Linked DNA regions of Homo sapiens: region 1 is linked to region 2. Evidence: chromatin loops called from intact Hi-C (ENCODE). Cell type or tissue: MCF 10A. All regions are shown on one strand. Links, peaks and the distances in the headings refer to the core of each region. The heading gives the core; the rest is flanking DNA. Region 1 overlaps NSRP1 (nuclear speckle splicing regulatory protein 1). Region 2 holds the start of SLC6A4 (solute carrier family 6 member 4).

Region 1 (14,152 bases), core at 434-8,433, 110 kb before region 2:
AATATTGAGGAAGTTACTAATTACAACTTTTGAATTTTTAATTATGTCGTTGCATTAGTAGATATTTAATACCTACAATAGGTTAAGAGTTGATCAGTTTTGCATCTATATAGCCTATATACTTTTTATTATGTGGTACGCTTTAACAGTTTTTTTTGGGACCTTATATAGTGTTGCTTTCAACCAGTGTCTAGTCTAGTGGGGAAGACAGACATGTGAACATGAATATAAAGCAAACTGAAATATGAAAAGGAAACTAATATACTGAGGATTCCTGTGTGCTCATTATACTTTATTTGATCTTCAGGATCACTCTGATGTATTATTATTCCCATTTTACAGGTCAGAAAATTGAAGCTCAGGTTAAGTAATTTGTTCAAGGCCATGTGGCTGATAAATAAGTGTCAAGATTGGGATTTGAACACAGGCCTATCTGACCTTCAAACCTATACTATTCTTCTGTCTTGCCTTGTTTTAACAGTAGCGTTACAGAATGTGAATGAAATGTAGAGAATGAAATGATTCACTTTGTTGCAGGAAAATCAAGGCAGGAATAAGCATTTAAATAACATTCAAGGCTGGTTTAGATTTAAATAGGCAAAAATAGAGGTGAAATAATTTCATTTGGGAGAGAACAGCAAGAAATACAGAATGGCATACAAGTACAAGGCATTTTTGTGGAATAATGTGGCTGGAGAAGAGGGTATATAGGAAAAAATGTTGCAGATACGGTTGTAACAGGATTGGGCCAGATTGTGGAGTACCTTAAATTTTTCGTATAAAATTTCAACTTTATATTTTCAAGTAGTTTTTGAGTAATTCGGTGATATCATCACACTTTTGGGAAGATAACTCTTGAATTGTAAAACAAAGAAAGGGAGAAATGAGAGATGAGTTTAAAAATGCTTGTTAGAAGGCTTTTTTAGTAGTTCAGGTGAGAGATCTCAACCTAGGTTGAGGTCATTGGGAATTAATGGGGAAAAATGTGAGCGATACCACAGAAATAAGTAGGACCTGGCAGCCACATTGAATATATGGGAAAGAGATGGAGTCCTGATGCAAGATCTTTTTTTTTTTTTTTTGGTCATCATTTTCCCTCATTAAAAAAATATATAATTCACACACTGTATACTTTACCCTTTTAAAGTGTACAATTCACTGTGTGTGTGCGTGTGTGTGTGTGTTTTTTTTTTTTTTTGAGACGGAGTCTCTGTCACTCAGGCTGGAGTGCGGTGGCGTGATCTCGGCTCACTGCAACTGCAACCTCCACCTCCCGGGTTCAAGCAATTCTCCTGCCTCAGCCTCCTGAGTAGCTGGGATTACAGGCACCTGCCACCATACCCAGCTAATTTTTGTATTTTTAGTAGAGACGGAGTTTCACCATGTTGATCAGGCTGGTCTCGAACCCCTGACCTTGTGATCCACCTCGCCCGGCCTCCCAAAGTGCTGGGATTACAGGCGTGAGCCGCCGCGCCCGGCCAATTCACTGGTTTTTAAGAGTTGTGCCGGCATCACCACTGTTTAGAACATTTTCCTCACCCAGAAAGAAACTGTGTACCCATTACCATCACTCCCCATTCTCCCCACCCCTAAACCCTGGCAACCACTAATTTACTTTCTGTTTCTATGGGTTTCCCTATTCTGCACATTTCATATAAATAGAATCATGCAATAGGCTTTCTTTTGTGTCTGACTTCTTTCACTTAGCATGATGTTCTCAAGATTGTAACGTGTCAGTACTCTTTATTTCTTTTTTTATTACTGAATAATATTCCATTGTATGAATGTACCATATTTTATCTATCAGTGGTAGGCATTTGGGTTTTTCCCAATTTCTGGCAATAATGCTGCTATAAATACTTGTGTATAGGTTTTTTGTGTGGATATGTTTTCATTTCCATTGGATATTCTATTGGATATGTACCTAGGATGGAAATTTCTGGTTCATATGATAACTCTGGTTTCATATATATATATATATATATATATATATATATATTTTTTTTTTTTTTTTTTTTTTTTTTTTTTTTTTTTTTGAGACGGAGTTTTACTCTTCACCCAGGCTGGAGTGCAGTGGCGTGATCTCGGCTTATTGCAATCTCTGCCTCCCTGTTTCAAGCAATTCTCCCGCCTCAGCCTCCTGAGTAGCTGGGATTACAGGCGTGTGCCACCATGCCTGGCTAATTTTGTACTTTTAGTAGAGACAGGTTTTCACCATGGTGGCCAGCCTGTTCTTGAACTCCTGACCTCAGGTGATCTGCCTGCCTCGGCCTCCCAAAGTGCTGGGATTACAGGTGTGAGCCACCACACCTGGCCTGGTTTTATTTTTTGAGGAACTGCCAGACTTTTTCAAAATGGCTGCACCATTTTGCATTCCTGTCAGCAGTGTATGAGGGTTTTGACACTTCCACATCCTGTCTAACATTTCTTTTTTATTGTAGCCATATAGAAGGTGTACAGTGGTATCTCATTGTGGCTTTGATTTGCACTTCCCTGGTGGCCAATAATGTTGGACACTTTTTTGTTTTTGGAGAAATGTATATTCATGTCATTTACCTTTTTTTAAAAAAAATTTAAAATTGAGATGGGGTCTCACTATATTGGCCAGGTTGGTCTTGAACACCTGGCCTCAAGCAATCCTCCTGCCTCAGCTTCCCAAAGTGCTGGGACTACAGGTGCAAGCCACTGTTCCCAGCCACATTTATCTCTTTTTATTTTATTTTATTTTTTGAGACAGAGTCTCGCTCTGTAGCCCAGGCTGGAGTGCAGTGGCACGAACTTGGCTCACTACAACCTCCACCTCCTGGGTTCAACCAGTTTCCCTGCTTCAGCCTCCCGAGTAGCTAGGACTACAGGTGCAGCTGGGATTACAGGCATGTGCCACTACGCCCAGCTAATTTTTGTATTTTTAGTAGAGACGGGGTTTCACTATGTTGGCCAGGCTGGTCTCGAACTCCTGACCTTGTGATCTGCCTGCCTCAGCCTTCCAAAGTGCTGGGATTACAGGCATGAGCCACCGTGCCCGGCTTTACCTCTTTTTAAATTGGGTTGTCATTTTATTATGGATTGTAAGAGTTCCTTTAGTATCTTATTAGATATATGGTTTGTAAGTATATTCTCCTGTTCTGTGGGTTGTCTGTTCACTTTTCTTGAAAATATCCTTCGAAGCACAAAAGTTGTTTTGAGGAAATACATTTTTTGCTGCTGTTGCTGGTGCTTTAGTGTCCTACCTAAGAAACCATTGCCTAATCCGAGGTCACAAAGATTTCCACTATGTTTTCTTCTAAGAATTTTGTTGTTTTAGTCCTTGAGTTTAGGTCTTTCATACATTTTGAAATTTTTTTTTTTTAATAATAAGAGAGAGGGGGTTCAACTTCATTCATTTGCATATGGATATCCAGTTGTCCCAGCACCTTTTGTTGAAGACTGTTTACCATTAAATCGTCCATCGTCTATTTACCATTAAATTTTCTAGCACCCTTGTGGTTTAATATACAAATAATTATAAAAATCACTTACTATGGATACAACAGAAGGATTGGACATGCTTATCTTGCATTTCACATTAAAGCACCCTGGTATACTGTGTAACACAAAGCATCATGGCCAGGCATGATAACTCATGCCTGTACCCTCATGCACTTTCGGAGGCTGAGGTGGGAGAATCGCTTGAGGCTAGGAGTTCAAGTCCAGCCTGGGCAACAGCGAGACCCCGTCTCTATAAAAAAAAAAAAAGTGTGGTGGCACGCACTGGTAATGTTAGGTACTTGGAAGGCTCAGGTGGGGAGAATTGCTTGAGCCCAGGTTTGAGGTTGCAGTGAGCTAGGATTGTGCTACTGCACTCCAGCCTGGGCAACAGAGGGAGATCCTGTCTCTAAAATAAAAAGAAAAAGCGATATGAAATGACCACAACATACCACAGTTTGAGAAGGATGGGTTTACACAAGTAATCTAGAGAGTTTTTTGATGTTACTGCTGTTTCTTTTCCATTGTGAAATGAGGCTGGTGTTAGCTAGCCAGTGGGTACACTAGAGTCAGCAAAGATAGGCCTGGGCCATTTTGTGCTAGCTTTCTCCTTCCCTCCTGCTCTTCCTCTTTTCCTCCTTCCTGTAGTGGGACTTTAATACAGAGAATTGTTAACATAGGTGATGGAAGACTTGAGATGCCAAAAAGGGCATGATGAGGCAGTCGAGAGATTAGCAGCAGTAAGAAGCAAGTAGTGATATATAGAGGGATACAAGTAGGAGATGGTTCTTGGAGGCTGGGGACCAGAGTTACCTGGTGGGAACTGGGCTTGTCCAGAAGGAGCAGAAACATTTGGGAGATTCAGTCTTAGAGAGAAAGGTTCTCCTACCTTCCGGTCAAAGCCAATGGACAAGGGAGCTGCAGCTTATTTCTTAGTGAACGGAATATAAAACCATTCCTTAGAATAATTTCCTTACCTATAAAAAAATCAGTCTGGTTAATTCCAGCTTGTCTTTTTACTGAGAAGTAAATTTATTGAGTATATTTAAATATTTGTGAGATTTGGCCAGTCATGGTGGCTCAGGCCTATAATCCCAGCACTTTGGGAGGCTGAGGTGGGCAGATCACTTGAGGTCAGTAGTTCAAGACCAGCCTGGCCAATATGGTGAAACACCATCTCTACTAAAAATACAAAAATTAGCTGGACATGGTGGTGGGCACCTGTAATCCCAGCTACTCAGGCTGAGGCAGGAAAATCACTTGAACCCTGGAGGCAGAGGTTGAGTGAGCTGATATCAAGCCACTGCACTCCAGCCTGGGTGACAGAACGAGACTCCGTCTCAAAAAAAAAGATTAAAAAAAAATTTGTGTGATTTGACTATATATTAAAATCTCTTTCATAATTAGTCAACAATTTAAGCAACAATTAAATTATTAGTGCTGTGGAAAATATAGAAGAAAGATAATTTCTTATTCCCCTCCTGAGGAAAGCATTTGATACACCTGGAAAGGAGCTGCTATGAAGCCAATTTATCTGTTCTTTTTATCAATTCAGCAGCATTTAAGATCAGATTTTTTCTCTAGTGGTCCAGCAGAGGGAGCCCTAGCACATGAATTGTTTTCATTTTGTGCTTGCATCCAGGGTTAGTTTAGTGGGAAAGTGGTAGTCTATCCCTTTTAATTATAATTTAAGCAGTTCCTCCTTTCTTTTTTGAGACAGAGTCTAGCTCTGTCATCCAGGCTGGAGTGCAGTGGCGGCATCTCGGGTCACTGCAGCCTCCACCTCCCAAGTTAAAGCAGTTCTTGTGCCTCAGCCTCCCAAGTAGCTGGGATCACAGGCGTTCGCCACCAGGCCCAGCTAATTTTTGTATTTTTTGTAGAGATGGGGTTTTGCCATGTTGGCCAGGCTGGTCTTGAACTCCTGGCCTCAAGGGATCTGCCTGCCTCAGCCTCCCAAAGTGCTGTGATTGCAGGCGTGAGCCACCATGCGTGGCCTAGTAGATCCTCTTTTTCAAATTGTCAGAATAAGTTAGAAATAATTATCATTTTGTTCAAGGTGGGAGAGATGGTTGGGGGGGTGGTGAAAGTTTTTACACCATATGAGTAAGAAAGCATATTCTGATGCTGCTATCAATTCATAAGTGAGTGGTTTTGCTGTCATAATTTTCCGGTCTCACTGTCACCATGTTCATTCTTTTCTGTTGGATTATTTTAATTGTTTCATAACTAGTTTCCTTATTATCTGTCTTCTCAAATTATTTATGATATTGTCAGATTGATCTTCCTAAAGCACAGTTATAATCACTGATCCTCAGTCCTGAACGTAATTATATTTAAAATCTAAAGTGCTAATCTTGACTTTGAAAACCTTCTCTATGCTTTGCCCCTAGAATGCTTACTAGCATTTTCTCCTAACTGTTCCTCCATAAAAAGTACACTGTCGTGCTTGCAGTTTTTCACAGCTCTGCTTTTCTTTACACTGGAAGTCTTCTCCCCATTTTTTTAATGTCCAAATTATAGCCATCCTTCAAAACCCAGCGCAAAAGCTACTTCTTTCAAGATACCTTCTTTGATTTTCCTCACTGGAAAGAATCTCTTCCTTTTTCTTACACTCTTTACCTTTCTTATTGCACTTAGCTTTTAAAAGCTTGCATTATAAGTTGTTTACATACATGTCTTGTCACTGTACTAGATAAAGTATGAGCTCTATGAGTTAGGATCTGGCCATCTAGCCTAGCTTCGTATTTATTTTTTGAAACAGAGTCTTGTTCTATTGCCCAGGCTGGAGTGCAGTGGTGCGATTTTGGGTCACTGCAACCTCCGCTTCCCAGCCTGAGCAATCTTTTAGCCTCCGCCTCCTGAGTAGCTGGGACCACCGGTGCGAGACACCACTCTCGGCTCATTTTTGTATTTTTTTGTAGAGACAGGGTTTCGCCATGTTGCCCAGGCGGGTCTCAAGCTCTTGAGCTCAAAGTAAAACGCCCACCTTGGCCTCCCAAAGTGCTAGGATTACAAGTGTGAGCCACCATGCCTGGCCTAGGCTAGCTTCTAAAAATTAGTAAGATTATTTATTCAGGTGTTTTAGCTGTCTGTATTGTAAAGATCCAGATAGTAAATGTTTTAGGCCTTGCAGGGCAACTGTACAACTTCATTCTCAGTGTGAAAGCAGCCATTAGGCAATATGTAAATTATGAGCATGAGTAATAAATGTGTTTTAATAAAATTTTATTTACAAAAATGGAGATGGGCTGTATTTGACCCATAGCCTACAACTTGCTGACCACTGGTCTGTATGATTGTTCTCAAAAGTATTTTTGATAACAGATATTTAATGAGTGTTAAGTGACCAAGATGGTTAGATGTTGCATGACAGATTAAACCTAGAACTGTTTTTTAGATGTTTATCTATGATAAATGCCTGCCCATTTTGCAGAGCATAATGAATTTTCCTTTTAATGTCGGCAATTGAAATGTTTATTTCTAAACAATGGTATACTTGTGAAATCTAGTTTTGTAACATAATTTATATGCCATTAAGAGATACGATGTATAGAATCTGAAAATTGTTGCACTTTTTTTGGAGACAAGGTTTTGCTCTGCTGCCCAGGCTGGAGTGCAGTGGTATGATCACGGCTCACTGCAACCTCTACCTTCTGGGCTCAAGTGATCCTCTCACTTAAACACTCCAGTAGCTGGCACCACAGGGATGTGCCACCACATCTGGCTAATTTGTTTATTTTTTGTAGAGACAGGGTCTCCCTCTGTTTCCCAGGCTGGTCTCAGACTCCTGGCCTCTAGTGATCCTTGTGCCTCAGCCTCCCAAAGTGTCGGGATTATAGGTGTGAACTACTGTAACTGGCCTAGTTGTTGCTTTTGGATAAAGAGACAAAACTTTTTAACCACTTTAAAAGAGAGTATTAAGTTTAGATAGCTAAAATTTATTAACTTAGTTTTACATTTTATTTAATTTACATTACTTATTATTTTTTTTCATTTTTTGAGACAGGATCTTGCTCTTTCACCCAGGATGGAGTGCAATTTGTGCAGTCACAACTCATGGCAGCCTCAACCTCCCAGGCCGAAGCACGCCTCTCACCTCAGCCTCCCAAGTAGCTGGGACCACAGGCACACACCACCATGCCTGGCTAATTTTTTAATTTATTTTTTGTAGAGACAGAGTCTCACTGCGTTGCCTAGGCTGCTCTTGAACTCCTGGGCTCAAGTGATCCACCTGCTTTGGCCTCCCAAAGTGTTGGGCTTATAGGTGTGAGCCACTGCACCTGGCTGTGAACTTAGTATGTGTATATATGTATATGTAGTTATATATATATATAAAATTATATATATAAAATTACTCAGAAGCCATAGTATATTCCTTTTATAGGTTAAGCATTTATAGAAATTATAAGGGAAACATTAAAACCCTAGCAGAAAAAAAAGAGGAAAACACATTTAGAGACAAATATAGAAAAAATAGAAATATCTAATGAACATTAAAAATACTCAATTTTACTATAAGAAATGTAAACTTAGGACAATAGTGAGCTACCATTTTTTGCCATCATATTAGCCAAATACTTTTTAAAAATGAAATGGCAAGATCTTTGTGAAATTGCACTCGAATTTTTGTTATAAATTAATGCACATTTTTGGAAGCAGATGGACCTTTTCTGGAAAGCAATTCCAAAAATTAGTATAAATCTTTTAAAAGTTGACTATTGTTTACCCAATATTATCAGTCAGGAGACAGAAACCTTGCCAATATTTTCTTTTCTAAAATTTTGTCTTGGAATTGTCAGAAATTGATATAATATATTTTTAGGTATTCAAAAGCATTTATCTTGGGTCTCTTTATGATCGTAAAAATTTAAGACCAGTCCAGCTTTCAACAGTGAAAGCATGAGTAAGTAAAGTGTGTGCAATACTACGGCTATCACATTCATCATGAAATAACATTTAGTGAAAAAATATATACAAATTTGTTATAGATAAAAGGAAAAAAGACAATAAAGCATTTCATATTAATGGTAGTTATCTTTGTATGGCAGACAATGAGTGGTTTTTTTGTTTTTTTTTTTTTAATTTGTAGAGATGGGGGTCTCGCTATATTGCCCAGGCTCATTTTGAACTCCAGGCCTCAAGTGATCCTCCTGCTTTGGTGTCCCCAAGTGCTGGGATTACAGGTGTGAGCCACCACGCCTGGCATGATTTTTTTTTTTATACTTTTCTGTATTTTCAACTATTTTTTAAGAAAAATTATGGTGAATTTTAAGGATTTCCCATAGTGTATTTAGTTTCCAAATCATATTAAAATGTAAAAAGATATAACACATTTTATCTGATAGAAGACTAGGAGAGAAAATATTGGGACATTTTAAAAGCATGAGGTAGATGAAATAAGGATACAAAATTGAATACTTAGGGTTGTACAATGCTATAGGTGCACAGATAAGTAAAAAATAATAAATGAAAATGATTACTTTTTAGCATGGTAGTGTGAGTTTTTTTTCAAAATCATATTATTATTTTGTTATAATTTTGACGAATACAAGGAAGTGAGTGCTTAAAAAAAAAAAGATAACCATAATTGTGTATTCCCAAAGTAAGAAGCATTAGCAAGTTACAGGATTACATAAGTGTATACACTTCCATTCCTTTCACTATTTCTTGATATTTCTCCTCTTTAATCTTTTTAAAAATTTTCTTGAAAAAGTAAGTTGAAGGTTTGGTTTTCCTAATGAAAAATTAATCTTATTTTAGCTGGAAGCCTGTTTGGCTTACTATTGGTAAGAAAAAGTTAAAATTTTAATCTGTCTGAACATTATAGTACATCCAAATCAATAAAATGTTTTAGTTGTGGTTTTTCATCAGTTTTAATCAGATAATGCCTTACTTCTGTAGATATAGTCTAGTATAGTTCAAATAAAAAGACAGTTGTACATAGATAAGACAAAGCATATTGTGAAAATGTTGGGAAATTTAGGTTATTTTAATGATGGCTGAGAATTTGTGAACTTTTCTCATATGCTATTAAACTGAATTACTAGTAAATTTATGGTACCGAGTATATCAAACAGTGAGGGATTTAAAGTAATTTTGCAATTTGCTAAAATTTCATCCTTAACATACTGGCTAAGAGTGAAAAAGCAAGAAGAGAGAAAAGGAAAAGGATGGAACTAAGACAATTCTATTAGAAGTGGGGAGATGGCAAGAAAATTCTGTCCTCCTTATTTTTCTTTTTCTTTTTTAAAATATTTCATTTTGAGACAGGGACTCACTGTTGTCCAGGCTAGAGTGCAGTGGCTCTGTCACAGCTCACTGTAGCCTCAACCTCCTGGGCTCAAGCAATTCTCCCACCTCAGCCTCCCAAGTAGCTGAGACTACAGTCATGCACTACCATGCCTGCCTAATTTTTTTTTATTTTTTTGTTGAGACAGAGTCTCACTATGTTGCCCAGGCTGTTCTGGAGCCCCTGGCTTCAAATGATCCTCCTGCCTCAGCCTCTCAAAGTACTGGGATTAGAAGTGTGAGCCACTATGCCCAGCGTCCACTAGTCTTTTTAACCATTGTTTTCCATTTCTGAGGTCTTTGACTTAATTTCATAGTTTTTCAACATGTGCTCATTGGGGCATTATTTCTTAAGTTTTTGATTGTTAAATAATGCTTGCCCATTGCTTTTGTCACTTAAATATCTACTTGATTGGGTGTAATATTTCTACAATAACAATTTATTTCAAAATCTTACAGACATTAGTGATTTTTTCTGGTACTTAATGTTCTTATGAGGAAGTACAACACTATAGTTTCTTTTATCCCTACTTCTAGACTTTTTTTAATTGGCTTGGACTACTGGAGAGTATATAGCCTTTTTAACTCAATGTGTCTTGCTGCAAATAATGTTGAATTGTTTTTTCCAGGAATACACTGTTTCTTTTTCTCTAAATATTTAGCTTTTTCTTCATTTCATTGAAATTTACTGTCATCCATGTGCTGGGTTATCATTTTGGAGGATCATCTTTGTCTTTCATATCATCGTCATGCATTTATTAATGCATTCAACAGATATTTATTGATCACTTGCCCTGTGCCAGTGAAACATAACAAAAGCCACTGCCTTTATGGCACTTATATTCTCAAGGTGGTGGTGGTGGGGGGTGATAAGTAATTAACATAACAGATAAGTAAGTTACATGTGAATTTAGAAGATTACAGAGCTGTGAAAAAGTAGAGCAGGATAAGGAAAATTAAACAGGTATTTAGGGAAATTACTCAGTCTATGTCTTTTTCTCTCTACTAAGATTAAACTTTTGTCAGTGTTTCAGTTATAGCTTTTCTGTTTCTTACTGTTTCTAATTTATTAGCTCTATTGGTGTTATTTTAGTCTTCAATATATTTTCTTTAGCTCTACAGTTTCTCTGTCTTTTATTGTCCTCTCATCTGAATAGTAACTTTTAAAATTTAATTAGTAATCTTATTTTGAAGAGTTTGACAGGGAAGAGAGAGAGGAAGAGATGGAAATGATAGTTCAAAGATACACAGGTATACCTCACTGATATTGTGGGTATGGTTCCAGACCACTGCAATAAAGTAAATATCTCAGTAAAGCAAGTCATGTAAGTTTTTTGTTTCCTAGTGTATATAAAAGTTATGTTTATGCTATGCTGTAGTTTTTAAAGTGTGTAATAGCATTATAGCTAAAAAAATGCCTATACCATAATTTTAAAATACTTTATGCTAAAAAATGCTAATGATCATGTGAGCCTTTAGCCAGCAATAATCTTTTTGCTGGTGGAGGGTTTTGTCTCAATGTTAATGGCTGCTGACTGATCAGGTGATGTTTGCTGAAGGCTGGGTGGCCGTAGCAATTTCTTAAGACAAAAATGAAGTTTGCTGCATTGATCGACTCTTCCTTTAATGAATTATTTCTCGGTAACATGTGATGCTGTTTGATAGCATTTACCCACAGTAGAACTTTAAAAATTGGAGTCAGTCCTCTCAAATCCTGCTGCTGTTTTATCAACTAAGTTTATGTAATAATCTAAATTCTTTGTTGTCATTTCAACAATGCTCACGTCGTCACCATGAGTAGATTCTATATAAAGAAACCAGTGCAAGGCCAGGCGCGGTGGCTCACGCTTGTAATCCCAGCACTTTGGGAGGCCGAGGCGGGCGGATCACAAGGTCAGGAGATCAAGACCATCCTGGCTAACATGGTGAAACCCCGTCTCTACTAAAAATACAAAAAATTAGCCGGGCATGGTGGCGGGCGCCTGTAGTCCCAGCTACTCCGGAGGCTGAGGCAGGAGAATGGCATGAACCAGGGAGGCAGAGCTTGCAGTGAGCTGAGATCATACCACTGCACTCCAGCCTGGGCGACAGAGCGAGACTGTCTCAAAAAAAAAAAAAAGAAAAGAAAAGAAACCAGTGCAGTGGCTCATGCCTATAATCCCAGCACTTTGGGAGACTGAAGTAGGCGAATCACCTGAGGTCAGGAGTTCAAGACCAGCCTGGCCAACATGGTGAAACCCCGTCTCTACTAAAAAATAAAAAAGTTAGCCAGTTGTGGTGGCGTGCGCCTGTAATCCCAGCTACTCAGAAGACTGAGGCAGGAGAATCATATGAGCCCAGGAGGTGGAGGTTGCAGTGAGCCAAGATCATGCCACTGCACTCCAGCTTGGGCGACAGAGCGAGACTGTCTCAAAAAGAAAAGAAACCATTTTCTTTGCTCATCCAGTAGAAGAAATTTGTCATCAATTCAAGTTTTATCATGAGATTGTCATCAATTCAAGTTTTATCATGAGCAGTTCAGTCACATCTTCAGACTCCATTTGTAATTCTAGTTCTCTTGCCATTTCTACCCCATCTGTAGCCACTTCATCTACTGAAGTCTTGAAGCCCTCAAAGTCATTCATGAGAGTTGGAATCAGCTTCTTCCAAACTCATGTTAATGATGTTTGGCCTCCACCCATGAATCACAAGTGTTCTTAATGGCTTCTAGACTGTTGAATTTCTTCCAGAAGGTTTTCAGTTTACTTGCCCACATCTGTCAGAGGAATCACTGTCTGTGGAAGCTGTAGAGTTTATGAAATGTATTTTTGTTTTTTCGAGACAAGGTCTCGCTTTGTCACTCTGGCTGGAGTGCAGTGGTGCGATCTTGGTTCACTGCAACCTCTGTCGCCTGGGCTCAAACGATCCTCCCACCTCAGTCAGCCTCCTGAGTAGCATGGGCCACAGGCACTCACCACCACACCCAGCTATTTTTTTTTTTTTTTTTTTTTTGGTAGAGACAGGGGTCTCACCATGTTGCCCAGTATGGTCTCAAACTCCTGAGCTCAAGCAATCTACCTGCCTTGGCTTCCCAAAGTGCTGGGGTTACAGGTATGAGCCACCACACCTGGCCTTGAAATGTATTTCTTAAATAAGCCTTGAAGGTCAGAATTACTCCTTGAACCATTTGCTCCAGAATGGATAGTGTGTTGATAGGCCTGAAAACAACATTCATCTCCTTGTACATCTCTGTCAGAGCTCGTGATAACCCGATGCATTGTCAGCAGTATTTTGAAAGGAATCTTTTTTTTCAAGCAGTGGGTCTCCATGACGGGATTAAAATATTCAGTAAACCAAGCTGTAAACAGATGTGCTGTCATGTAGGCTTTGTTGTTTCATTTATAGAGCACAGGCAAGTAGATTTAGCATAATTTTTAAGGGCCCTAGCATTTTTCAAATTGTCAATGAGAGTCAGCCTTTGAAGCTTTGAAGCCAAGCGTTGACTTCTCTTGGGCTTTGAAAGTCCTAGATGGCATCTTCTTCCAATAGAAGGCTGTTTTGTCTACATTGAGAATCTGTTGTTTATTGTAGCCACTTTCATTGATGGTCCCTGTTAGGTTTTCTGGATAACTTACTGCAGCTTCTAAATTGGCTTAAGGGAACATTGTGGCTAGTTTGATCTTCTCTTCAGACTACTAAAATTCTCTCCATATCAGCAATAAGGCTGTTTGCCTTCTTATCATTCATGTGTTCACTGGAGTAGCAACTTTTAATTTCCTTCCATAACTTTTCCTTTGCATTCAGAACTTGACTGTTTGACTGCAAGAAGCCTAGCTTTCAGCCTGTCTCGCCTTTCAGCATGCCTTCCTCAATCAGCTTAATCATTTCCAGCTTTTGATTTAAAGTAAGAAACCTGCTACTCTTTCTTTCACTTGAACACTTAAAGGCCATTGTAGGGTTATTAGTTGACCTAATTTCAGTATTGTTGCGTCTCAAGGAATAGGAAGGCCTGAGGAGAGGGAGAGAGGAGAGAGGAAAACACCGGTTGGTGGAGCAGTCAGTCAGAAAACACACAACATGTATCAGTTAAGTTACCCATTTTATCTGGGCATGGTACATGGCTTCCCCAAACAGATACGTTAATAACACCAAAGATTGTTGATTACAGATCATTGTAACATGTAATAATGAAAAAGTTTGAAATATTGTGAGAATTACCAAAATGTGACACACTGACATGAAGTGAACACATGCTGTTGGAAAAATGGCACTGATAGACTTACTCAATGCTGGGTTGCCACACATCTTCAATTTGTAGTAAAACATCCGTGAAGCACAATAAAACAAGGAATACCTATAATGGTACGGTCATTGTAATTTTCCTTTTTGTTGTTGTCTTAGGATAGAGATAATCTGTGCA
Region 2 (15,053 bases), core at 4,165-12,164:
CAGGGGCCAGTAGGCACCAACAGTGCCGTGTGCGTCCCCACCTGTAGCTTCCCTTCCTCTAATTATCCTGCACCCTCCAAGGCCTGGCATAAGCTTCTATCCACCTCCTCTCAGCACTCCAGCCCAAGATACACTCTTTCTACTCAATTCTCATTTGTCACTCGCCATTGATTACCAGGCATCATTAGTTATCCTTTTATATACATTTGCTTCGTGTGCCCCTGGAAGCAGGGGCTATGGCTACACGTCCCTGAGTCCAAATACTTGCAGACTGGAGCACGCCCTGTACAGCTCTCAGCATGGAGGGCTTGTTTTGGGTTTCCTGACTGGGCGAGGGTGCCAACAGATCTGAGCTCCATGTGAGGTGCTGCTCTTTCTCTCCTCCCTGGAGTTAAGTCAAATGGGATCAGGGTTCTATTCTAAGGGGCCCTGTCCCTCCCTGCCTCACCCATCGGGAAGATTGGCTGTGCATCTTGTGGGCAGAGGAGGAGGGCTGCCTTAACAGTCATTTTCATGGACTATGGACAGGAAGAGACTGACATGCCCAGGATTAAAGAGCCCGGGATGGGCTTTCAGACTTTGAAACAAGTACTGGCAGGCACACCCATCAGCGGTCTGGGCTCCAAATGTTCATCTGTGAGCTGGTGGTTTGGAACTTAGAATATATTTCCTAACCCACAGAAATAAATGTGATAAACTAAAACATCTGAAACGAAAGCTGTAGAACACAGCGTTGTTAAGTGCTACACGACGGCTTAGGGGTGGGGAGGGGGCTGACAATGAGACTGATTCGAAGTTCTTTCTTTATTTTAACCTTCTTTTTGGTTCTTAAGGAAAACTAAATTTAAGGAAAGAAGAACAAGGAGCAGGGAGATCCTTGTACAGATTCCACGGAGGTGTCTTTTAGGCACTTTTGAGGTCTTTAGTTTTGTTTGTTGTTCAATTTTAAAATACACAGTAGAGATGAGATCTCGCTATGTTGCCCAGGCTGGTCTTGAACTCCTGGACTCCAGCGATCCTCCTGCCTCAGCCTCCCAAAGTGCTGAGATTACAGCATGAGCCACTGCGCCTGGTCCAAGTTCTTTAGAAGTTGATGACATGGGCTGGGCGCAGTGTCACATGCCTGTAATCCCAGCACTTTGGGAGGCCAAGGTGGGCGGATCACCTGAGGTCAGAGTTCGAGACCAGCCTGATCAACATGGAGAAACCCTGTCTCTACTAAAAATACAAAAATTAGCCAGGCATGGTGGCGCATGCCTGTAATACCAGCCTTTTAGAGGCTGAGGCAGGAGAATAGCTTGAACCCAGGAGGCAGAGGTTGTGGTGAGCTGAGATCGGGCCATTGCACTCCAGCCTGGACAACAGGAGCGAAACTCCATCTCAAAAAAGAAGAAGAAGAAAAAGAAGAAAGAAGAAGAAGAAGAAGAAGAAGAAGAAGAAGAAGAAGAAGAAGAAGAAGAGGAGGAAGAGGAAGAGGAAGAGGAAGAGGAGGAGGAGGAGGAGGAGGAGGAGGAAGAGGAAGAGGAAGAAGAAGAAGTTGGTGACATGAATTGCTTGTGACACATAATTTCACAACTTACAACTTTTTGCAGAAAACAAAACTGCTTTTACTCTGTTACCATAGTATATTTAAATGTGGACGAGGCTGGGAAAGAGACTTGAGAAACTCAAAACAGATGATGTGTTAGATTAATCAGGATTAGGAGTGTCACTTCACCTTCCAAACACTCCTTTACTGTTGTGATAAATACAATTTATGCAATAAGTAAAAATCGAGATAGAACACATGGGAACATGTCCACACACAGCTTTTCTTTTCCTTTATACAGGTATGTTACTAAGATTACCTTTGTGTAAAACAGACATGATTGGGTCCACAAAGGGACCCAAAACAGAGAGAAGAGAGGAAAAAACAACCCCAGGGAGAGGGTGCTATGAAATAAGGGTGGATTCACCTGTGGCTGCTGAGCAAGGCGGAAGAGGGAAGTGGGGAAAAGGGGGTTTGAAGTGGAACTACAAAATAAAATGGGAGTGGAGAAGAGAAAAGAGAGGGGAAACTGGCCCATTTCTCTGGGTGGGGCATGGAGGGGAGAAGGAGAGGTGAGGTCAGGTGAGGTGAGGCTGCTGGAGGAGACGGGTGCATCCAGGTGGAGAGGGGGCGCGGAGGACACGTGCAACCACCTCTTCAGCCACAAGGTGTTTGGAGTTTGGCTGTTGCTGCTCAAAGGTGCCTATACTCTTAGGTCAACAATTTCTGAGATGTGCTTTAGTGTGAGTCACACAGTTGGAGACACTCATGAAAAATCAGTTCATCCTTACACATCATTGCACCAGTCTAGTTCTCAGATATGCACTGAGATGAGAGCAAGAAAAACTTTCTGACCCCTAGTTTACAGTCTCACAGAGTAACACTGTATGCTAAAAAGGACATCATTGAGACAGCGGGGGAAATGGGAATATGAGCTGTATGTGCGATAATAGTATTGTATCTATCTCCAGTTTCCCCAGCATGAAAATGGCGCTGTGGTTACGTACAAGAAGGTCCTTGTTTGTTGGAAATCTGTGTTGAAGTATTTAAGGAAGAAGTATCTGGAAGTCTGCAAACTCTCAAAGGTTCAACTATATATATTAGTTGAACCTATATATATAGTATATATATACCTGTATGTATACCTACAGATATATATATACACACTATATATATCTGTAGGTATACATACAGATACATATAGTTTATATATACATATAGTGTATACAGACACATATATACACTGTATGTATCTGTATGTACATATGTATATATATATCTGTATGTATCTGTATGTACATATGTGTATATATAGTGTGTATATATATCTGTATGTATACATACAGATACATAAATGGCATAATTATATTAATGATCTTATATATTACACATAATATATCAAATCATATATATACTGCATATGCAAAAATTAGATATATGCATAATTAGAGTGACTTTGTACACAAATTGGCAAAATGTTAACTGGTGAAAATGGACCATATCTCTGATTTTTCAGTTGAAAATTTTCAAAAGAAAAAATAATTCTAGCCCTCAGCCAGTGCTGGGAAACTTCCAGTCAGCCAAAGCTCCCTGCTGACCAGAACAGCTTACCTCCCCTCTCCCCTCCAGGCTCTTCCCTCCCTGTTCCTTCGGCCCAGCTCCCCAACTCTGAAACAAGAGAAAGGGCCAGCTAATTTGGTTCGCCTTTTAAAGAAGACATGCCCATCATTACGGAGGGAAGAGAAGAGAGCGAAAGTAGAAGAGACTCAAGTTCTAGGCCTGGCTTTGTCCTCAAGAGCCGTGGGTGAGCTAGAGCCAGCCATGCACAGAGCTACGGGGAGCAGAACCCCTCCCTGGTCCTTCCAGGTCTCCCACTCACTAATTCTTGGCCCCTTAGAGGAAAAAGTTCCCTTAGAGAAGACAAATCAGCTTATTTTATTCAACAGTTCAGTAACAAAGGAAATGAAATGCTCTTTTTTCCTGTATACACACAGAAAGGTCACACCAAAACCCAAGACGGCAAAGGCCCACGTACTTGCCCCCTCCTGCTAGCTGCCCACCCAGTCTGGGGCTCTGGGCTCTCCCAAAGCACACAATGGGTTCGCTGTGTCCCCAGCTTTGCTGAGAAGTGCTCGCCCAGATCACCACCTGGTCTCATCATAACCCCTCCTGTCACCTCTTCCCTCCCTACCTCAAAGAATGACCTGAAGAACTGGACATCAGCATCCCAGGAGACCCTCCCCTTGCTGTCTGTCACTCGTCAGTACCTGAAGACCTGGGACATTGCCTCTCTGTCTCCACATCACTGGGTTGCGTCTCTCCTTTTGCAGCCCAGGGGCTTCTGGGATTAATGGAGGTCCATCCAGTCCTGGGTGCTAAAGAGCCTGTGGCTTAAATCCCATTAACAAATCCCCTTGGTTCAGGGTTGGGATGGAAGCTGGGGAGCTGCTGCCAGGTTCCAGAGGGGCCAAAGGAAAGATGGAAATAATAATAAGGCAGTCAGACTGCCTCACATCCACTTTATCGCTACTCATTTTGTCACCTCATTAGACACAGGGCTGGGAAAACACTTGCTCCCATTTAAAAGCGCGTTGTTGACATTCAGTAAATGAGCATTCGTCTTCCCAGTCACCCAGAGCAAACAAAAGTCAGGCTGAAGGGAGCAGCCCCTGCAGAGACGTTTCTCACAGGGCAACATTTCTGAATGTGAACCAAAGTCAGCACCGTGAGCTCCACCTGGAAGTACGGGGCTGTGCAGGCCAATGGTGGAGCCCGTGCCCACCTGGAAGAGCAATTTGCCTTTCTGCTCAGGGAAGATCATTGATGCCAGGTTTCTGTGAAAGGCTAGTTTCATCTGTTTTCCCCTGGGTCCCTCCTAGAAAGATGGGAGTTTTCTTCCCTTGGAATGTCATTTTGCCTGGTTAAGCCCAGAAACAGATTCCCTGTAAGAGCAAGGGAGTCTGCCTCACTTGTCCCAAGTGTGGAGAAACAGGCGCTTTTATGAGATGTTTCGCTCCACACCCACGTATGTTCCATGGAACACCGCAAACATCAGGGAGTGGAGGTGGCTGTTAATAGCCCAGGGACTGGACAGGAAAATCGGTGCAGCCCAAATTTGTGCTGCCTGGGGGCTATTTCTACCGCACCACACCCTGGGCATCTTGCAAAGGGCATTTGGGCAGCTGGGGAGTCGGGTTATTGGGCCCCTGTTGGTTGGCTGTGGTTAAGGTGCAGGGGTTAACTTACTTACATGTGTCAGAGTGTGCAAAGCCTCTGCCTTAGAGTGAAACCTGAGGGGATCCCCAGGAGACCCTGATTTGAAGGTGATATCTGGGTAGAGAGTACCGGCCCTCCGGCATTTTTGCACCATCATTTCAACTCATGTTTTCTTAAAGTGGAGAGGTTAGGGTCATGGTTGCAGAGTGAGTTGGAGGGGACTCGGACATCGTGTTAGGCAGTCCTCTCCACAGCCCCTCATTTAGAGCTGAGGACCACGAGGAGCTGATATGTTACTGGGAATAACTAAGGTCTGAGTTACCTTCTCAACAACAACCAAAAGTGACTGTATAATTTTTGCTCTGGCTGTCCAGACATCTTTAGAAAAAGTCAAGTCATGACCATATCCTGTTGATTCATGAAGCCAAATTAAAATTAAGCTTCTTCAGGAAGCCCTGCCTTCTATATTCTCTCCAATTATACCATTCATTCCACAACTAGGAAGGAGAAGGAGCTGCCACGTATTGGCTTAATGTCTGGAGTTACCTGTGTTTCTGTTTGGCAGCGGACATCCAGGGTGTTTGGGAAGCAAGCACCTGCTGTAAGAAACAGACTGATCCATGCTCCTAACCCCCCTCCAGCCAAGCATCCCCATTCCTCAGGCACCTCACCTATTTGCGAAACTCTTCAACATGCCTCTCCAAGTTTCATCAAAATGCTCAGACGACTCTAAACATCCCCCGAGAGGAATTTCTGAGGTCTTTCAGATTCCATTAAAACATCAACATTATTCCCCCATCCCACTCCTAGTATATATATATTTCTTAAACAAGGAGATTGAAAAAAATGGGTTTGAATATCTGTGCTGGTGGTTATATCTCTGAGAGGTCTTAGATGGATCACCAGAGTGTTGAGGGGACTTTTGATTAATTGTGAAGCACTTTCAATCTGTTCTTTAGTGGGAAAAAGAAAGAAAGAAAGAAAAGAGGAAAAACCCATGCCCCAAGTGGCTTGCTCAATTTGCACAAACCTCATAAGAACCTGCTTCTCACTCATCCATATTGGAACGGTCACTGCCACCCCAGAGTGCGTGGCAGGAAAACCCGAACCCTGGGGCCTCAGTGGCTTCACACAGAAGCAAGTAATGGGACAAAGAGTCAAAGCTGTGTGCTCCCTACGCTCCTAAAAACCCAACACTGACGCTGCCCACAGTTCTCTGTTTCATTAAACACAAGTCCCAATGTCACCTTCTTAGACATTTTTCCTATGTAACTGAAGGCAAAACACATTAAATATTTGCTCTCGTCTTCCTATGATGAGAGTTAGCTAGCAGGCTCATAAATAATCCATTGACCAGGTTCACTTTTCTGGACAAAACTGATGGTAAAAATACATACACAAAGTCTTTGTAATGTCTGATTCAGAAATTCTACCCCTCTCAAATTCTTCAGAGTCCCAAATGGAAAAGGAACAATTCAATATGCAAAAGCCCCAGTTCAGAAGAAAATCTGCTCCTTAGCCCAAGACCCAAATCCACTCTTGAGCTCCAGAGAGCTTTTTTTCAAGAACAAGTTTGAATGTACACAATTTTCAAGCAAATGATGGTTATATCCTTCAACCACGTAGCACAGTCGTTGGAGTTGGAGTTTCACATACATTCTGAATGGCCTGTGAGGTGTCTGAGAGCGCCTCAGCTCTGACAGTGAAACCACCCAAGCGCACGGAGACTCGGCCCACTTAGGCGCCACTCAGAGATTTCTCTAGCTGTCTGGGCATTTGTGTCAACCAGAACTCTCCCTTTGCATAAAGCCACCTGCACGCGATGACAGCAAAGTAAAGATCAAACATAAACCATGGGTTGAAACGAAAGCAAGCAACTCTTCCCAAAGCGCAGGACAGCACTTTGCTCAAGACCCTCTTTAAGGGGTCTTTCACGGGTCCTCAAGAGGTTGCAAAGCCCCTGCAACAATAGACAAAGGAGCCCCCTACGCCCGCCCACTTCGAGCACTCCACGTTCCTCGTCTCCCACTCTGGCCGGTCAGCTTCAGCTCTGGCTCTTGCTGAGCGTGGAGGGCGCAGGGGCAGGATCCGGCGCCCACCGCTGGGGCGCATGCACCTCCTCGCCTCCTCGCAGGGCGGTGGGGCGCAGCGGTTCTATCCCCCTCCCCGAGGCGGGGAAGAAGGTCTGGAAAGAAACGTGGGTTCGAGGCGGAGAGGAAAAGCGGACCCACCTGCCAGGCTGCGCGGGGAGGCTGGTCCCGGGCTGGGCAGGCGGGCTGGCCTCGCGCCCTCGAGGCACCCGGCGGCGCTGGCTGTGCGGAGGGGCGCCGGCGCGGCCGTATTTGTACCCGCGGGCCCTCACATGGTCTGATCTCTAGATAGCCGCCGCCAAAGAGCTCTTGAAGAATTTTTGCGTCACTTTGAGGCGAATAAACTTAATGCTTCCCCGCGGCCGCGGCTCCGCGCTCCCGCTGGATGGGGTTGCGCTCGCCAGGGAGGGGCCGCGCTACGGGGCGGGGTGCGCGCCCGACCCCAGAGCCAGGAGGGGAGGGACCCCCGACACACACACACGCTCGCAGGGAGGAGCGGAGCGCGGAGCAGCCGGCAGGGCAGGGCCGAGCGAGGAATCCTGACTTTCCTGCTCTTTAACTTTGCGGGAGGGGGGAGGCTGCACAAAGGAGCAGGTGTGCGCCTCCCCTGCCGCCCCGCGCCCACAGGACGGCACACAGGGGTCTGCTCGTGCCGCTTTCTCTTGACCTCGGACACCTCCCCATCGTCCCCATCCCGAAAGCTGCTCTCTCTTTCTTCCTGGGACCTAGCAGTACTCGATACCCATGCGTTTATCTGACTGACCGGCTGGGATGTGAGCTCAGCTTAGAGGCCCTTGTCTAATTCCTCTCCGTCCCCAGAGTCTCACAATAAAGACTTCCACAATGAAGGAATGAAGAACTGGTTCTCATTTTGTTAACCAGCTACAGTTCAAAGCTGCGTCAAAAAGGAGCACAGTGCTTTGGGAGGCTGAGGCGGGAGGATTGCTTGAGCCCAGGAATTCAAGACCAGCCTGGGCAACACAGCAAGACCCCATCTCTAGAAAAAAAATTTTTTTAATTAGCCGGGCGTGGTTGCTCGCGCTTGTGTTCCCAGCTACTCAGGAGGCTGAGGTGGAGGATCAGCTGAGCCCGGGAGGTCGAGGCTGCAGTGAGCCGTGATCGAACCACTGCACTCCAACCTGGTGACAATTTGAATTATCTGAAAGGGCCCAGCAGGAGCCTATTGTTTTGAACCATGTGCATGTAGTTTTGATAATTTTTTCAAAAAGTTTAAAAATTGATTTAATGTTAATATCCTTTTTGCTAAAATTATTTAAAACTTTAAAAAGGGCACATGCAGTACTTGCTTTGGGTTGTCCCTGAGGCGGAAAGGAGAGGGCTCTACCTCTCCCCAAGAGGAGGCCAGGAACGATAGGAAGTAGAAGACCGAAAGGAAATAGCAGTGACAAGTTTGCAGCTCCAGAGAAGCCACCGCCCCTTGTACTTGGAGGAACTGACCCCTGAAAACTGTGCGGCCGGTTGGGCTGAGCGTCTAGAGGGACTGAGCTGGACAACCACGGGCAAGCGAGGGCAGCTCCCAGCGGGTGGAGTCCGCGCGGGATTCTGGTGCCACCTAGACGCCAGGGCGGGGACCGCAAGGTGGGCGGGAGGCTTGGAGGCCGGGATGCGGGGGAATACTGGTAGGGTGCAAGGAGAATGCTGGAGGGGTGCAGGGGGGATGCCGGGGGTGCATGGGGGGATGCTGGGGGGTGCAGGGGGGATACTGCGAGGGGTGCAGGGGGGATAATGGGGGTTGCAGGGGAGATCCTGGGAGAGGTGCAGGGGGATGCTGGAAGGGCTGCAGGGGGGATGCTGGGGGTGCAGGGGAGATGCTGGGGGGGCTGCAGGGGGGATGCTGGGGGTGCAGGGGGGATGCCGCGAGGGGTGAAGGGGGGGATAATGGGGGATGCAGGAGCGATCCTAGGAGGGGTACAGGGAGTTGCTGGGAGGTTGCAGGGGGGATGCTGGGAGGGCTGCAGTAGGGACATTAGGGGTTAGGTGCTGGCATTCAGAGCGGCAACGCCAGGCGGGAGAATCCCCAACAAGCTTGGGAATTTCACCCCCAGGGGCAGCGCCTGCACGGGAGTGGGGCCTCCTCCTTTCAGATGAACACAGTTGTCTGCTGCCTCCCACGTTCCACTTCTTAAATGAGCATGTTTGTGCTGTATAGGCAAGGGCAACAGAAAACGCAAAGTGTCCTTTCCAGGAGGGCCAAAGGAGGGGGGCAGGGACGCTGGGAAGAGGCGCCAAAGCGGAGGACGGCTGCAGGGGTGACTTCAGCGCTTGGCTACCAAGACCAGGTCTGTCCAGTGTGACTTCTTAGCACTTCTTAATTGTGCAGTCTCGCCACTTCTGATCTTCCTTCTAGACTCTTTCTAGCCGAAGATGCATTCCTGCCCAGCGCGCAGCCCCTCCCTATGGCACTGCCCTGTTCTGTGCAGGTGCTGCCTAGAGAGTGGGCACCCTGTGGACCTGGGTCAAATCCCGGCCCCCACCCTGTACTGTGGTGTGGGCTTGACCGAGCTCCTTAACCTCAAGCTGTCTGGCCTTTGTGTCTCTGTTTGTGAAGTAGGGAGGATGATCTCAGTGGGCACTGCCCAGCTGTGGGTGGGGAAGGGGCCAACTCCTTGCAGGCCCTGTGCGCTGGGCCCTTCCTCCAAGGGGGCCTTCGACCCCTCCTCTCTCTGGCCGGGTGGTCCCATCTCCTCCCCTCTTGCTCCCCAGCTGCGGGCAACCACCATTAGCAAATGACATTAGAATTACACAGACGGCCCCGCCCTGGTTCCCCCTGCCTCCATGGCAGAGTCCGCACACAACTGGCCCAGACCCTCCCCCTCTCTCTAAACAGGTGTTTCTCTTCCTCCTGCCCTGGGTACCATCCCACAGAGAGGCCAGGCCCACCTGCAGGTCCTCACCTCCACAGAGCCAGCCTCTCTTGAGCAGCTCCGCTCTGCCTTCTGATACTCATCGCCACAAGCACCTTGTCCTTCCTCGGCCTCCCACTCCCTCCCTCTGAGCCCGCGCCCTGCTCCCCTGCCTGGCGGTCAGTCGACTGCCCCGCCCCGCCTCCAATTCAGGTGGACAGGCTTCAGCGTCCACTACCGGGGAAGAGGCAGCCCCGCACCCGTGCCTCCCCCCGCCTCTGGGCCGCTCCTTCCCAGCCTGAGCCTGACCGCATGAGGAAGGCACAACCTCTCTGCTCCAGAGACCTGGAGAGGCCGGGAGGCCCTGTCCTGGGCATGGAAGGCAGGAGGGAGCCCTGAGTGCGGCAGGAGGGAAGCAGCGCTTCAGGGGAAGGATCTAATGGCTGTGACCTGCGTGGGCTGCAGGTAAGAGTAGGGGGGAAGGGGGTTGTCGTGGTGGTTGGGACAGACGGGTTCCTTAGAATGTGAATGCAGGCGTCAGCTGGTGGCCGCAGGGAAGAGATGCAAGCCAGAAACCCAGCAGGCACCTGCGAAGCTTGGTGCTGGTGGTGTATAGGGACAGCCAGGGAGATGTCAAGGGCGACAGGTCCTGGGCAGCTGGGAAGAGGCTGCCTGGCAATCACCGCACAGCAATAGTTTTTCTTTGTTCACCTGCTTGAGCCCAGAAATAGTGGGGCTTAGAAGCTGCTCTGGGGCTCAGAATAAATACAAGCTTTCACTTTAAGAGGAAAGGGGCACATAAATATTTACACCTGCCCCAAACACCACCAAGAAAACCCACTTCCTGGAAGTCTCAAAGGCCAGCAGTGAGTCCCCTGTGGAGCCAGCCAGGACCGAACCATGCGAATCCCAGGCTCTCCCTCCGGAAGCCCTTGGTGCCATCTGTCTGTCCTGTCTCTGCCCTGTTTATACAATAACGAAAGAAGAAGGCCCACCCCTCCTTGTGGGCTTTTTCTCAGGCCCAGGAAAATGCTGACAATATTCAGTCCTTAGAGTGTCATCTTGCTCCATTCCCACCAGCACCTCCCCGACACCCCTGGTTTTTCCTGGGACCCCCAGTTTTTCCTGGCATGGTTCTGGTGACTCTACATTCATGTTCAGTGGCACCTCCAAGGCAGGACTTGCTGCCACTGTGAACCCTGGGCTCATCTCTACGGAGGTCTCCATGGGAGCCCCTAGCAGGCCCACCCCATCCAGATGAAGCAAGCTAAAGGGAACTCCAGACAAGGTCCTTTTGGGAGTGCGGGGGGTTTGGGGGAGGAACAGATCAGGTTCAGCCCTAAGAAAGGCCAGAAACATTTGGAAGTAGGTTCATTTTGTCATTGGTCATTTTTCCCAGCTCCTTCCCCTCATTCCTCCAGAGCCTTCTGCCTTTGCTAAACCCTCCTCCTAGCACCCCATCACCCGGTCTCCCACCTCCCTCTCCCCAGCCCCACCATCCTCTTGACTTGAACTCCCATTATCTCTCAGTCAGGTATTACGGCAGCAGCCTCACCACACCACTCACTCTATGATAACACCCCAAACACCCCCAGAAGCACTTGCTGGGCAAATGCTAATGCCAATAACAATAACTAAGACTTTTATAGCACTTTCTATCTAAGCCCCATAATTAATTCCCTCAGTCTTCACCATGGGCCCCTGCTGCTTCCACAACCCCATTGAGAGGCACAGTAATAATTGTTTAAAATCAGTAAGTATTTGTCAGATTAGCATCGATTTAAGTTTCTGTTGCTAACCCTGCTTAACTCATTGTATATTCAGACTTCACAGATAATTTTTTCTAAAAGAGAGGAAAAGGCAGGAGTGGCTGATGTGGAAAGGCCCAGCTTGAAGGATACTCACACGTGAGGAGAAATCAGGGTGTAGGTGACACCCCAGACTTTACAGATACTGTGACTACCCCACGATCTATCTGCAATCTCTGTGAGCCATGGTGTAGCAGGACGAGCCTCAGACAAAACCCTTCAGATGCCAGGTTGAAGAAGGAAGTGGCTTTATTCGGCTGGGAGCATCAGCGGACTCATGTCTCAAGAACTGAGCTCCCTGAAAAAGAAATTCCTGGCCCTTTTAAGGGCTTACCACTCTAAGGGGTACACGTGAAAGGGTTGTGATAGATCGAGCAAGCGTGGGGAACATGACTGGGGGCTACATGCATCAGCTAACAGAACAGAAACTTTTGCAATGCTTCCTCATACAATGCCTGGAATTTACAGATAACACAAGTAGTTTAGGTCAGGGGTTGATATTATTATTATTATTATTATTTTATTTTATTTTATTTTGAGACAGAGTCTTGCTCTGTTGCCCAGGCTGGAGTGCAGTGGCGCAATCTTGGCTTGCTGCAAGCTCCTCCTCGGTTCATGCCATTCTCCTGCCTCAGCCTCCCGAGTAGCTGGGACTACAGGCACCCACCACCATGCCCGGCTAATTTTTGTATTTTTAGTAGAGATGGGTTTCACCTTGTTAGCCAGGATGGTCTCGATCTCCTGACCTTGTGATCCACCCACCTCGGCCTCCCAAAGTGCTGGGATTACAGGCGTGAGCCACCACGCCCGGCCTATTATTATTTTTTAACCACCAGGGCCGGGTGGTGGCGCCAAGGTCGTCTGGCTATTTATCTTACTTCTGTTTTTTTTCTGACTTTTTGCTTTTTTCCTTATCTTCTGTCTTATAAACTAGGTGGGTCGGAGGGGAGGAGGAGAAGGGCAGCAGGAGAAGTGGTGGTCTCCTTCCTTAAGGGTTTATGATTTCTACTTCCTCCCTAGGGGATTCCCTTCCCTGACTTCATCAGCCAGGGCCACACTCCAGAGGGCAGCTGTTTTTCCCTTCCACGTTGGTGGAGATGTTGACGCCAGAAGCACAGAGAACCAGGGAGGGCCCCACCGCCCTGTACACATACAGCTGTTGCAGCACCTTGGTCCCTCTCCGAATTTCCCAGGCTCTGGGTTCCCAAGGGACAGGGTGCTGCCTCTCTCCATGCCTCAACACCTATCACTGTGTGGGCGCACAGCAGGCTCCATAAATGTACACACCAGCAATGAAGGGCTAGGAAAATGCCTCTGAGTCTTACCAGACTTAGTGCCATAAAACCAGGGCCCCAGTGGCATATCCACCAATGGAGTACCATGCAGCAGGTAGAAAGAGTAAGGCAGTTTTCTATGGGCTGATCTGGGGGAGTTCTCAAGATTTATTGTAAATGGAGGAAAAAAAATGCATAGAACAGTTGTTACTCCAAATTGTTGAGGGCAAGGCATGGGGGCTGATATGTGTATTGAAATCTGTAAGCACACAGAAGAGACTGGGAACAGTAGGTGCCTTGGAGGCAGAGGACATTAGGATGGAGGGAAACCCCCTTTGTCAATGTCTACCCTGCTATACTATTTAAATATTTGCCATGTGCAGGTGATATTTTTATGAAACTTTTTCAGAAAAGCATTTTTTAATTATAAAAGGCAAAGAAAGAAAGGGGTAACGGTGGAAGGGAGGGAAAAGAAAGAAAAGAGGGGAAGGGAAAAAAAAAGATGTTCTAAGGGGCCTCAAGTTTCTCACAAAGGAGGGAGGAGCCCTAGGGAGTTTGAAGGAGTTCAGCTCCATGTTACACCAGACGCACTACCCACCAAATCGTGCCACATTACACATCACCAGTGCTGTTCACTTAAGCAGGACATTTTTTTTTCCTATTTATTAGCAAAGATGCTGGGAGCCAAGAGGTGAAGTCCAAGGCTTTGCTCAAGATCTGATCAAAGAGCTAGACCTACTCTTAGAACTCAAGCCCTCTGCTCCCAGCTCCTGAAGCCAATCCTCTCTCCTGTACCCCATTTCCATTTTTCTTTCTCCTGCTCAAGTTTATAAGACACTCACCCTCTCTTTGGCTCTTCCTCTCAGCAAACTTCAGGGTAAATTGTGCCTCTCCATCTAGGAAGGGCTTCCCTTAGTTTCTTCTTGGTAAGCTGATCACCGCGTTCACTGTGGGTTGAAGTTACTTTAAAACAAGTCAGCACGTTACCTTCTCCAACTTCAAGCCCTTTCACAATTATTACGGAGTTTACTGCAAGATCTCTCTCATATAAAGTCACCTTTTCAACTGGTTCATGCATAAACATGTTATTTTCCCAAGTAAATGACAAATTTGGTTGGAGAGAAGGGAATTGTTTTAACTCCCAGAGGGGCTCCCACAACACTGGACACATTGAAGAATCTCCATGAGAACTGTTTTTAATAAAAGCTGCCATTTATTGAGCCTCTACTAGGCACATTATATGCATTATCTTCTGTCCTTTTTCTACCATATGGGAAATATGCAATATAAACTGGTATTATTATTTTTGGATAACTATATATGTTATCAAAAAATATAGTTTTCCTCAGCCAGGTTTCAGGCTGAGTTCTCATATTTAATAATTTTTTTTTTTTTTGAGATGCAGTCTCGCTTTGTCATCCAGGCTGAAGTGCAGTGGCGTGATCTCGGCTCACTGCAACCTCCGCCACCTGGGTTCAAGCAATTCTCCTGCCTCAGCCTCCTGAGTAGCTGGGACTACAGGTGCCCACCACCACGCCTGGCTAATTTTTGTATTTTTAGTAGAGACAGGGTTTCACCATGTTGGTCAGATGGTCTCGATCTCTTGACCTTGTGATCTGCCCACCTCGACCTCACGAAGTGAATAAATTTTAATATTGTTTTTCAACAAAGGAAGCATGGAAACAGAGGCTGAGAGAGATTAAGTAGCTTCTCCACATTTATACAGACTTGCCAGGTGTAGGCACTTATATGCTTGCCAAGTGGCAAGGCCAGCATATCTGAGTCCAAAGGCCCTGCTCTTCCCGCTGTGTTGGGCTGATTTGAAACAAAAAAGGTTCAAGCAGTGAGGAAGCCAGGTAAGCCTCTGTGGTTCTCTCCCTACCTATTCTCCCCACTGCCAGGAACCTGCATGAAATGAAATCAAGACCTTAATGTGAAATGTTGAAATACAAACATCTCCAGGGGCTTTGTTCTTGTTCTACTTGTCCCTGCTGAGCAAGTTATAGTGAAGCTGACTTCAGGTCTATGTAAAAACTGTTCGTTAATTATAGCTGTCAGAATAGAAGGTGTGCTCAGTGTCAGCCTACCCTATATTTCCTATGAGCCAGGCACTTGAGTATACAGTCACAAGCAGGACAAAGTTCCCGCCCCTGGGAGCCAACGGAGTAACTGACTTTGGGGAAAACAGACAATACACATATAAATACATCAGTACCTCCAGAAAGTGGTAAGTGCTGTGAATAAAACAGACCCTGTAACAGCATGGAGGTGGC

Evidence for each region. A loop is a pair of places that touch in the nucleus more often than their neighbours do. Peaks named below come from ENCODE experiments on the same cell type or tissue, not always from the same donor. Only the 100,000 strongest peaks of a DNase experiment are listed, where the experiment ranks them.
Region 1: it touches region 2 in a loop (20-fold over the local background); 18 of 110 quality-filtered maps call a loop at or near these places.

Annotation. Positions count from the first base shown.
Region 1 is chr17:30,120,388-30,134,539 of GRCh38, forward strand. All of the region lies in intron 2 of NSRP1 (nuclear speckle splicing regulatory protein 1), which reads left to right. Among named protein-coding and RNA genes, the nearest start is that of MIR3184, 10 kb to the left of the region's middle. In MCF 10A, for the core only: a CTCF peak has its summit at 5,052 (motif pointing right); a DNase peak (open chromatin) is centred at 5,064.
Region 2 is chr17:30,228,638-30,243,690 of GRCh38, forward strand. SLC6A4 (solute carrier family 6 member 4) reads right to left here and starts at 7,060. Exons shown (of 15, transcript NM_001045.6): 1 at 6,976-7,060. It overlaps LOC105371720 (a long non-coding RNA gene), which reads left to right and starts at 8,861. Exons shown (of 3, transcript XR_007065698.1): 1 at 8,861-9,134; 2 at 9,683-10,163. RefSeq lists promoters at 6,844-8,870, 6,844-8,628, 6,844-7,138, 7,034-8,858, 7,039-8,884 and 1 more, cis regulatory regions at 7,139-8,628, 7,500-8,324, 8,201-8,240, 8,468-8,638, 8,507-8,526 and 2 more, a silencer at 7,294-7,476 and an enhancer at 9,692-10,592. In MCF 10A, for the core only: a CTCF peak has its summit at 8,398; a DNase peak (open chromatin) is centred at 8,384.